Regions from separate parts of the Homo sapiens genome. Here region 2 is linked to region 1. The links are chromatin loops, found by intact Hi-C in ENCODE. Cell type or tissue: Calu3. All regions are shown on one strand.

Region 1 (5,000 bases):
CCCAATGGCTGTACCCCCATTGTATCTAGGAGGTAACTTACTTGCTTTTGATTTTACAGGCTCATAGATGGAAGGGACTTACTTTGTCTCAGATGAGACTTTGGACTTGGAATTTTGTGTTAATGCTGAAATGAGTTAAGAGTTTGGGGGACTGTTGGAAGGGCATGATTGTGTTCTGAAATGTGAGGACATGAGATTTGGGAGGAGCCATGAGTGAAATAATATGGTTTGGCTGTGTCCCCACGGAAATCTCATCTTGAATTGTGGTTCCCATAATCCCATGTGTCACGGAGGGACCAGGTATAGATAATTGAATCATGTGGGCAGTTTCCCCCATCCTGTTCTTGTGATAGTGAGTGCATTCTCATGAGATCTGATGGTTTTATAAGGAGTTTCCCACTTTGTTGGGCAGTCATTCTTCTCCTTCCTGCCACCATGTTAAAAGGATGTGTTGGTTTCTCTTTCTGCCCTAATTGTAAGTTTCCTGAGGCCTCCCCAGCCCTGCAGAACTGTGATTTAATTAAACCACCCAGTGTTGGGCAGTTCTTTATAGCAACATAAGAATGAATCAATACAGTTGGCCTCCAGCCAGGAGGTGGCGCTTTCAAGAGAGCACCAGTTGTGGTAGTAGCAGTGGGATTTTAAACTTGCTCTAAGCTGTCCAGGGGAAGTATTCTGGTTACTCATGCAATGGGTGAGAACATAAAGCTCCCAAAAGTTTATGTCCTTTGTGTTAAGATACCAGGGTGGGTGAAGAAATATCACCAGGTAGGGGCAGGTTTAGGTTGGTCTGAACTCAGATTCTCCTTGGGCAAGACAGAGTGCAGCTCCTGTTGGAGATAGGGGCTGGTTCTCAGGCCACTGGGGTAATGTTCCAGAAGGACATATAACTGTATCTGCTGTACAGAAAAGTTAGCAAAAGGAGTAGAGAGTAGCAGGCAGCAGTAAGCCTCATCCAGCTCCCATGCAGTTGGTGAGGCCGGTCTTGCTCCCACAGTCCTCCACCAACAACAATGAGTTTAGATTCTGGCAGTCTGCACACAGAACTCAGACCTGCCCAGGCCATAAACTTCCCTGAAGAGACAGCAATCAGGGCTCTCAGACCACGCCTCTCCCTGTCTGCTTGTGAGGCCAGGTGCCCGGCTCTGTGCTTGTGTCTGCAGCACATTTCCCATTCATCCGCCTGGTTTTGTTCAAGGGAGTTTGTCCCCACTCAAGATTATATCACAAAATTCATCTGGGAGCTTCTTTCACCCTGTGACCCCTCCCTGAACTCATTGACTGACTTCCCCAAGGGCCCCTGTGAGGCATAGTCAGGAATGGCTTTCCTCCGTTCACTCTGGACACTGAAAATGCCTACAATGCACTTCCCGCTGCTGCTTCTACTCGTATATTTCACACCACTTCCTGAATCCACTCCAGCTCTGGGTAGGGTTAAGGCCTTCTACCATGATCTGGATTTTCAGATTACTTGATAGGGATGTGTGCTTGGAGGCAGACTCTCCACCTCTCACACTCTGGGAATGTACAGTGTTCTGCCTGTCTCATGGAGGAGGCTGTAGCCTGTCGCTTCTTTCAGAGGGTCTGTGGATTCTTTTGGTTTTCCTTCTATGTTCCTGTGGTGGTTCTAGGGGAAAAATTTCTCAGTGTGAATCTGTACCCACTATTCTGTGCGTCCCAGTGGGAGAGGCATGCTAACACTGCCTCCAATCTGCCATCTTGAAAAAAAACCCTCAAAACCAAAACTTCCTTTACTTTTGTAAAGCATGATTCCCTTTCCTTTCTTGAACATATTTACCATTGGTGTTTTGAAGTTTTTGAGTGTTTACTTCAACATTTGGCCTTTTTTTACTGGTATTTCCCCCTGTGTATGAGTCATACTCCTGCTCCCTTGCGGGTCTCGTATTTTTGTTGTTATTGTTAAAAACTAGACATTTGAGAGTATATGTTGTAGCAACTCTGGGTACTAAATTTTTTCCCCTCACATGAACTTGCTTATTTTTTTAGTAACTTGGCCAAAATAACTTAGTGAAATCTATTTTCCCTACAATGTGAAGCTTCTGGTGTCACTTCTAAGAAGGTGCTGCCTTAGGCATGAATACAGTCACCCTAGGATGACTGTGGTTTTAACAGGGCTTTTCTTTGACTGTCTGTCTACCTGCTTGCTCTGCTCAGACTTCTGTTAGTATCACATCCTGCTGCTAGGTCCCACTAATATCAGCTGATCATTCTATTGTCTTCAACAAAAACCTAAAGTAAAAATTGCTCCACATTCTGATCCGTTAAATATGAGTCATTTTGTAGGGAAAGATTTTGAAGCTGTTAGTGGTGGTGAATCCATATGGGTCTGCAGCAACCTCAATTCTTACCTCCTCAGAAAGAATTAGACTGAGGGAAAGAGAGAGAGACCAAGGCAAGTTTTAGAGCCAAGGTGAAAGCTTATTAAAAAGCTTTAGAGTGAAAGTACCTTTGCAAAATTATGACTGAGATAGTGAAAGAGATCCAACTTAACCGACTCCATCTTGCTTCCAACTTCCACGCTGTCCTTGTTCATTCCTGGGTATAGGCTGAACTAATTTTGGAAGAAACTTAGTTTGTAATTTATAGTTTAAACAAAGATAGTAACAGCCCTTTCACAAAGCAGACCTCCTCCTTGCCTGGAGACTAGATTAACAATAGCCACAAGATTAAAAATTACAGTTTAGCAGTCATGTAGCGGGAGGCCACAAGATTCTGAGCCTCCCTAAACTGCTGCTACGATTAGTGCTTGAAATATTTTGCAGAGCCTGCACTTGATGGATCAGCTGGCGCCACGCCACCCAGATCAATGAACTGGCTCATTTGATCTTGTGGCCTCTCAAGCCAGGAACTGATTCAGCTCAGGAAGACAGCTTTGACTCCCTGTGATTTCGTCCTGACCAATCAGCACTCCTGGCTCACTGGCTTACCCCCACACACCAAGTTATCCTTAAAAACTCTGCTCCCGGAATGCTCAGGGAGACTGATTTGAGTAATAATAAAACTCCAGTCTCCTGTACAGCCGCCTCTGTGTGAATTACTCTATTGCAATTCCCTTATCTTGATGAATCAGCTCTGTCCAGAAGGCAGGCTAGGTAAACCCCTTGGGCAGTTACAAGAGCAGGAATGAAAGGAAGTAAAGTACAATTGGAAGAGGGCCAAGAGGGCAACTTGAGAGATTAAGTGCATGGTTTGACCTTTTGACTTGGGGTTCTATATGCCAGCATGCTTCTGGGGTCTTGCATTACTTCTCCCCTGATTCTTCCCTTAGGGTGGGCCATCTGCATGCGCAGTGGCCTGCTGGCACTTGGGAGGGGCTGCACACACAGTGTGTTTACTGGAGTTGTAGGTATGCATGCTTGGGGTATTCTTCCCTTACCAGTCGAGTGTTCCTAGAAGGTCATACACCAGGTAAACTCTGCCATTTTGCCTCTTAATATGCATGCTTGAGCCCACTCGCCCAACTCCTGAGATCTTAACAGGAAGTTTCTGATCACCAGTCTTGGGTTTTTTCTGTTGGAGGACTGCTGTTTCCTGGCACCAGCTACGACCCATTATTATTTTAGAGAAACAGTGTAACAACCACCTGCCCATCACCTGATGGTCATCTGACATTCCTGGTGGTGGGGGGTGGGGGGATATGGGGGGATGGAGGGGAGGCCCTCTCCTGCCCACTCATGGTTGATAAGCTACCCACTGTTAACAAGGCCAGTTTTGAGGTTTGTTCTGACCCCACGAAGACCTTCTTAGCCATTCATTTTCCTGCTTCTCTTTGGTAAACTAGCTGATGTATAGTTTTTCTTCTTCTCATGCAACCAAAGCACAGGTTCAGTACCTCACCAATTGCAGAGTCCAATTAACAAGAGCAAGGTCTGGTATAAAGAAAGTGACTTTTTCATTCAAAGCTTGCTTAGGGGAAGAAGTAGAGGCTTTCTGCCTTAAGGATACTGCTTTGTTTTTGAAGCAGAATGTGGGCACTTTTAAAGTGGGGGGACTACACAGAGGCAGAAGTGAGCAGGTGTGGAGCCTGCATACTTGCTTTAGTGCCTTATTTACCAAGCAGTTGGGTTGGTGGCTTCATGGGCAGAGATACACTGTAAAGGCAGCCAAAGAACTCTCTAGCAGGTAACTTTGGGCTGTAAATTGACTATCTCTCAAGGCAACCTCCTGGTGTGTAAGAGTTTAGCGCTGGAACTTCTAAACACATAGTCAGATGAACTTGCCCTGTAGAGAGTGTCTGGTGAAAAGGAAGTAGAAGGCTATAATTGCATTTCTAAAGAGCTAAGTGGGAGTGGAAAAAAGGATGAAAGAGAAAAGAAAGAAGAAAGAGGAAAATAAACTATCTCTTAGAAAAATCTGGGGACTCAGTTACACTACTAGCCTTCTTTTCATTGCAAACCACCAGAATCTCCATTGATTCAAGAGGACTTTTAGTTCTAAACTTTCCTATACCCTGTTCTGAATAAAGTCATTTTGTTGGTGGGAGGGAGATTTTTGGATCTCCCCATTCCTATGGTTTGTCTTTCCTGTGTATAATCTCTGAACTGGGGATCCGGAGCAGTGGGCAAGGCCAGTGGCACACTTCTCCTGGCATGATGCTTCTCATTTATGAGCAGGGTGCTGGACAGGGAAAGTAGACTCTGGTTGTTTTGGCTTCCCTTTCCTGGTGTGGAACCTTGTGAGTTTGGGAACCTTGTGAGTTTGCTAGGGTGTAGGTGATTGAGGCCACAGTATTCCCTGCCTACCATTCCTGGCATCAAACTTCCACCTATGAGTGAGGGCTGGGAAAATGAAGAGAGACCCCAATATCAGCCTTACTCACCTGAAATTTAGCTTTGCAAAGCCAAGCTGCAGGGGGCTGGGGAGAGGAATTTATATGAAATACTGGTAACTTGCTTCTCCCAGGGAGATACTGTAGCCCCTGACTGGGAACTGAGTGTAGTTACTCGCCTAGGATAGAACTTCACTCTCATTGAGCTGTG
Region 2 (5,000 bases), 49 kb before region 1:
ATGTAATGGCCTTCTTTGTCTCTTTTGATCTTTGTTGGTTTAAAGTCTGTTTTATCAGAGACTAGGATTGCAACCCCTGCCATTTTTTGTTTTCCATTTGCTTGCTAGAACTTCCTCCATCCTTTTATTTTGAGCCTATGTGTGACTCTGCACGTGAGATGGGTTTCCTGAATACAGCACACTGATGGGTCTTGACTCTTTATCCAATTTGCTAGTCTGTGTCTTTTAATTGGAGCATTTAGTCCACTGACATTTAAAGTTAATATTGTTATGTGTGAATTTGATCCTGTCATTATGATGTTAGCTGGTTATTTTGCTCGTTAGTTGATGCAGTTTCTTCCTAGTCTCGATTGTCTTTACATTTTGGCATGATTTTGCAGTGGCTGGTACCAGTTGTTCCTTTCCATGTTTAGCGCTTCCTTCAGGAGCTTTTTTAGGGCAGACCTGGTGGTGACAAAATCTCTCAGCATTTGCTTGTCTGTAAAGTACTTTATTTCTCCTTCACTTATGAAGCTTAGTTTGGCTGGATATGAAATTCTGGGTTGAAAATTCTTTTCTTTAAGAATGTTGAATATTGGCCCCCACTCTCTTCTGGCTTGTAGAGTTTCTGCCGAAAGATCTGCTGTTAGTCTGATGGGCTTCCCTTTGAGGGTAACCCCACCTTTCTCTCTGGATGCCCTTAACATTTTTTCCTTCATTTCAACTTTGGTGAATCTGATAATTAGGTGTCTTGGAGTTGCTCTTCTCGAGGAGTATCTTTGTGGCGTTCTCTGTATTTCCTGAATCTGAATGTTGGCCTACCTTGCTAGATTGGGGAAGTTCTCCTGGATAATATCCTGCAGAGTGTTTTCCAACTTGGTTCCATTCTCCCCGTCACTTTCAGGTACACCAATCAGACGTAGATTTGGTCTTTTCACATAGTCCCATATTTCTTGGAGGCTTTGCTCATTTCTTTTTATTCTTTTTTCTCTAAACTTCCCTTCTCGCTTCATTTCATTCATTTCATCTTCCATTGCTGATACCCTTTCTTCCAGTTGATGGCACCGGCTCCTGAGGCTTCTGCATTCTTCAGGTAGTTATTAAGCCTTGGTTTTCAGCTCCATGAGCTCCTTTAAGCACTTCTCTGTATTGGTTATTCTAGTTATACATTCTTCTAAATTTTTTCAAAGTTTTCAACTTCTTTGCCTTTGGTTTGAATGTCCTCCCGTAGCTCAGAGTAATTTGATCATCTGAAGCCTTCTTCTCTCAGCTCGTCAAAGTCATTCTCTGTCCAGCTTTGTTCCATTGCTGGTGAGGAACTGCGTTCCTTTGGAGGAGGAGAGGCGCTCTGCTTTTTAGAGTTTCCAGTTTTTCTGCTCTGTTTTTTCCCCATCTTTATGGTTTTATCTACTTTTGGTCTTTGATGGTGGTAATGTACAGATGGGTTTTTGGTGTGGATGTCCTTTCTGTTTGTTCGTTTTCCTTCTAACAGAGAGGACCCTCAGCTGCAGGTCTGTTGGAGTACCCTGCCGTGTGAGGTGTCAGTGTGCCCCTGCTGGGGGGTGCCTCCCAGTTAGGCTGCTCGGGTCAGGGGTCAGCGACCCACTTGAGGAGGCAGTCTGCCCGTTCTCAGATCTTAAGCTGCGTGCTGGGAAAACCACTGCTCTCTTCGAAGCTGTCAGACAGGGACATTTAAGTCTGCAGAGGTTACTGCTGTCTTTTTGTTTGTCTGTGCCCTGCCCCCAGAGGTGGAGCCTACAGAGGCAGGCAGGCTTCCTTGAGCTGTGGTGGGCTCCACCCAGTTCGCGCTTCCCAGCTGCTTTGTTTACCTAAGCAAGCCTGGGCAATGGCGGGCACCCCTCCCCCAGCCTTGCTGCCGCCTTGCAGTTTGATCTCAGACTGCTGTGCTAGCAATCAGCGAGACTCTGTGGGTGTAGGACCCTCCGAGCCAGGCGCGGGATGTAACCTCCTGGTGCGCCGTTTTTTAAGCCCGTTGGAAAAGCGCAGTATTCAGGTGGGAGTGACCCGATTTTCCAGGTGCCGTCTGTAACCCCTTTCTTTGACTAGGAAAGGGAACTCCCTGACCCCTTGTGCTTCCCGAGTGAGGCAATGCCTCGCCCTGCTTGGGCTTGCTCACGGTGTGTGCACCCACTGACCTGCACCCACTCTCTGGCACTCCCTAGTGAGATGAACCCGGTACCTCAGATGGAAATGCAGAAATCACTTATCTTCTGCGTCACTCACGCTGGGAGCTGTAGACCTGAGCTGTTCCTATTCGGCCATCTTGGCTCCTCCTCCCCGCTTTTATAATTACTCCAAAGTAAAATAAAGTATCATTTTTCAAGTATCACACTGAAATTAAAAGTAGGTTCATTAAAAATGGCACATCTAAATAATATTAAAAAAGAAAAATGCATATACATACGCACTCTTTGAATTCATTCTCCCCGATTTGTATTATAAAATGTGAGCCAGAAATCACCTTAGATTTTTTCCAACCGAAGCTGCTCACCAGTGTGGCCTGCTCCCAGCTGCAGAGGAGTCACATCTAGGTCTCTGACAGATGCTGTTAAAACCCATCTTATTAGGCTGGATGGAGTAGAAAGCACCCCTTTACTTTTCTCCCCTGGAAGAAAAGGTAAACTCCCAGAATACAAAGAGCACCTTTGTAAATCTGTCTCTGAATCACCAACATTTATACCCTAGCTCTGAGAGAGGGGACTGACTGTCACCAAAGTGGTTTTGGATATTTAATTTTTGATAATTTTATATGTTAGTCAGTAATTGGAATGTCAAAATTTAGGGTCTCAGTCTAAATTTCTAATTTAACGTATTATTAAAATGTTATTTGCAGCTTATCATAGTTGGAACTTAGGAAATATGAATTTATTGACTCACTTTTTAAAAAATTCAGACTAATTCTGATACTTCATTGTCATAAACTGAAATAGTTATCAGATAACTATTGAGGCATTTTAAGTTGGCTTTATGCAAATGAAACAAAATCCTGAAATAATTTTAGGGCGGTATTTTAATAAAAATACAATGTTAAAGTTTTAAATATTCCCAGTATCTACTTTTTAATTTTGTATACCTATACCAGGTTAGTTTTCATTAGTTATGAATAAACATTCTATCATTTTTATTTGTAAGTAGGAGATTTGAGAACACAGTCACTTTCTGCCTGTTTATTAGTATATTGTGCAATATTGTTAATGTAATTTGAGGTTAGAGAATTCTTAATTTAGGATTCTGAAAAGAAATTTAGAATATGCTTCTTTACGAACATGAGATGCAGAAACATCTGAACTTGCAAAATAAATTTTTGAGATTAAAAAAATACACATTTGAATAGTTAAAGCTTTCTTAGAGAATGCAGTAGATAAGAGAAAATTAATACTTTTTTTTCTAGTTAGCTTACGATTGCATGTGCAACTACTTTATAATCATACATGTTAAAGTGTTTCATATATACTATATTATTTATTCTCACAATAATTTCATAAGGACAATATTAACATCTGTGTCATACAGATGAGAACATGATTTCACACCATGGAATACAATGCAGCCATAAAAAAGGATGAGTTCATGTCCTTTATAGGGACATGGATGAAACTGGAAACCATCAGTCTCAACAAAGTAACATAAGAAGAGAAAAGCAAACACCACATGCTCTCACTCATAATTGGGAGTTGAATAATGAGAACACATGGACACAGGGAGGGGAACATCACATACCAGGGCCTGTCGACAGGTCGGGGGCTGGGGGAGGGATAGCATTTGGAGAAATACCTAATTTAAATGACGAGTTGATGGGTGCAGCACAGTTACGTGGCAGGATACAAAATCAACACACAAAAAATCAGTTGTGTTTTTATACAGTAACAATGAACTACCTGAAAAAGCCATTTAAAAAGCAATCCCATTTACAATAGCATCAGGAAGAAAAAAGTACCCAGGAATAAATTTAGCCAGGGAAGTGAAAGATCTGTACACCAAAAATTGTAAGCATTGATGAAAGAAATGTAAAAAGATACAAATGAAAGGAAAGATATATGTTCTTGAATTAGAAGAATGAATATTGTTAAAATGTCCAAACTGCCCAATGCAATCTACAGATTCAACACAATCCTTATCGAAATTCCTATGACATTCTTCACAGAAATGGAAAAAATATCCTAAAATTCATGTGGAACCACAAAAGCAATCTTGAGAAATAAGAACAAACCTAGGGACATGACATTTCTGATTTCAAATAGTATTACAAAGCTGCAGTAATCAAAAGAGTTTGGTACTGGCATAAAAACAGACACATACGCTGATGAAACAGAATAGAGAGCTCAGAAATCAGAAATCACCCATGCATATATGGTCAACTAATCTTTGGCAACTGCACTAAGATCACACAATGGGTAAAGAATAGTCTCTTCAATAAATGATGTTCAGAAATCTGGATAGTCACGGGGGTGTCAGGGGGTGGGGGGAGAAAATAAACACTTTTCTTATACTATACACAAAAGTCAATTCAAAATGGCATAAGACAAATGTAAGACCTGAAACTGTAAAACTCCAAGAAAAAGTCTTATGGAAAAAGATTCTTGATATTGTCTTAGCACAGGCAATGAAAGTAAAAATAAACGGAATACATCAACTGAAAAAGTTTTTGCATGGCCAAAAAGAAAAAAGATAAAGAAAAAGAAAAGGCAACCTGAAGAATGGGGAAAACATTTGCACACCATGTATCCGGTAAGTTAATATATAAAAAGTATAAAGAACTCATACAACTCAACAGTAAAAAATCTCAAATAATCTGATTTTTTAAATGGGCATAGGATCTGAGTAAACATTTTTCCAAAGAAGATATATAAAAGTGTCCACTAGGTACATTAACCTCACTAATCAGCAGAGAAATGCAAATCAAAACCACAATGAGATATCACCTCATACCTGTTAGTACAAATACTACCAAAAAGACAAAAGATAACAGGTATTGGAAAGGATGTGGAGAACAGGAAACT

Evidence for each region. A loop is a pair of places that touch in the nucleus more often than their neighbours do. Peaks named below come from ENCODE experiments on the same cell type or tissue, not always from the same donor. Only the 100,000 strongest peaks of a DNase experiment are listed, where the experiment ranks them.
Region 2: it touches region 1 in a loop (2.4-fold over the local background); 1 of 110 quality-filtered maps calls a loop at or near these places.

Annotation. Positions count from the first base shown.
Region 1 is chr3:89,695,554-89,700,553 of GRCh38, reverse strand. No RefSeq gene overlaps it. Among named protein-coding and RNA genes, the nearest start is that of EPHA3, 590 kb to the right of the region's middle. In Calu3, no CTCF peak of the experiment used is centred here; DNase peaks (open chromatin) are centred at 583 and 2,933.
Region 2 is chr3:89,744,891-89,749,890 of GRCh38, reverse strand. No RefSeq gene overlaps it. Among named protein-coding and RNA genes, the nearest start is that of EPHA3, 640 kb to the right of the region's middle. In Calu3, no CTCF peak of the experiment used is centred here; a DNase peak (open chromatin) is centred at 2,130.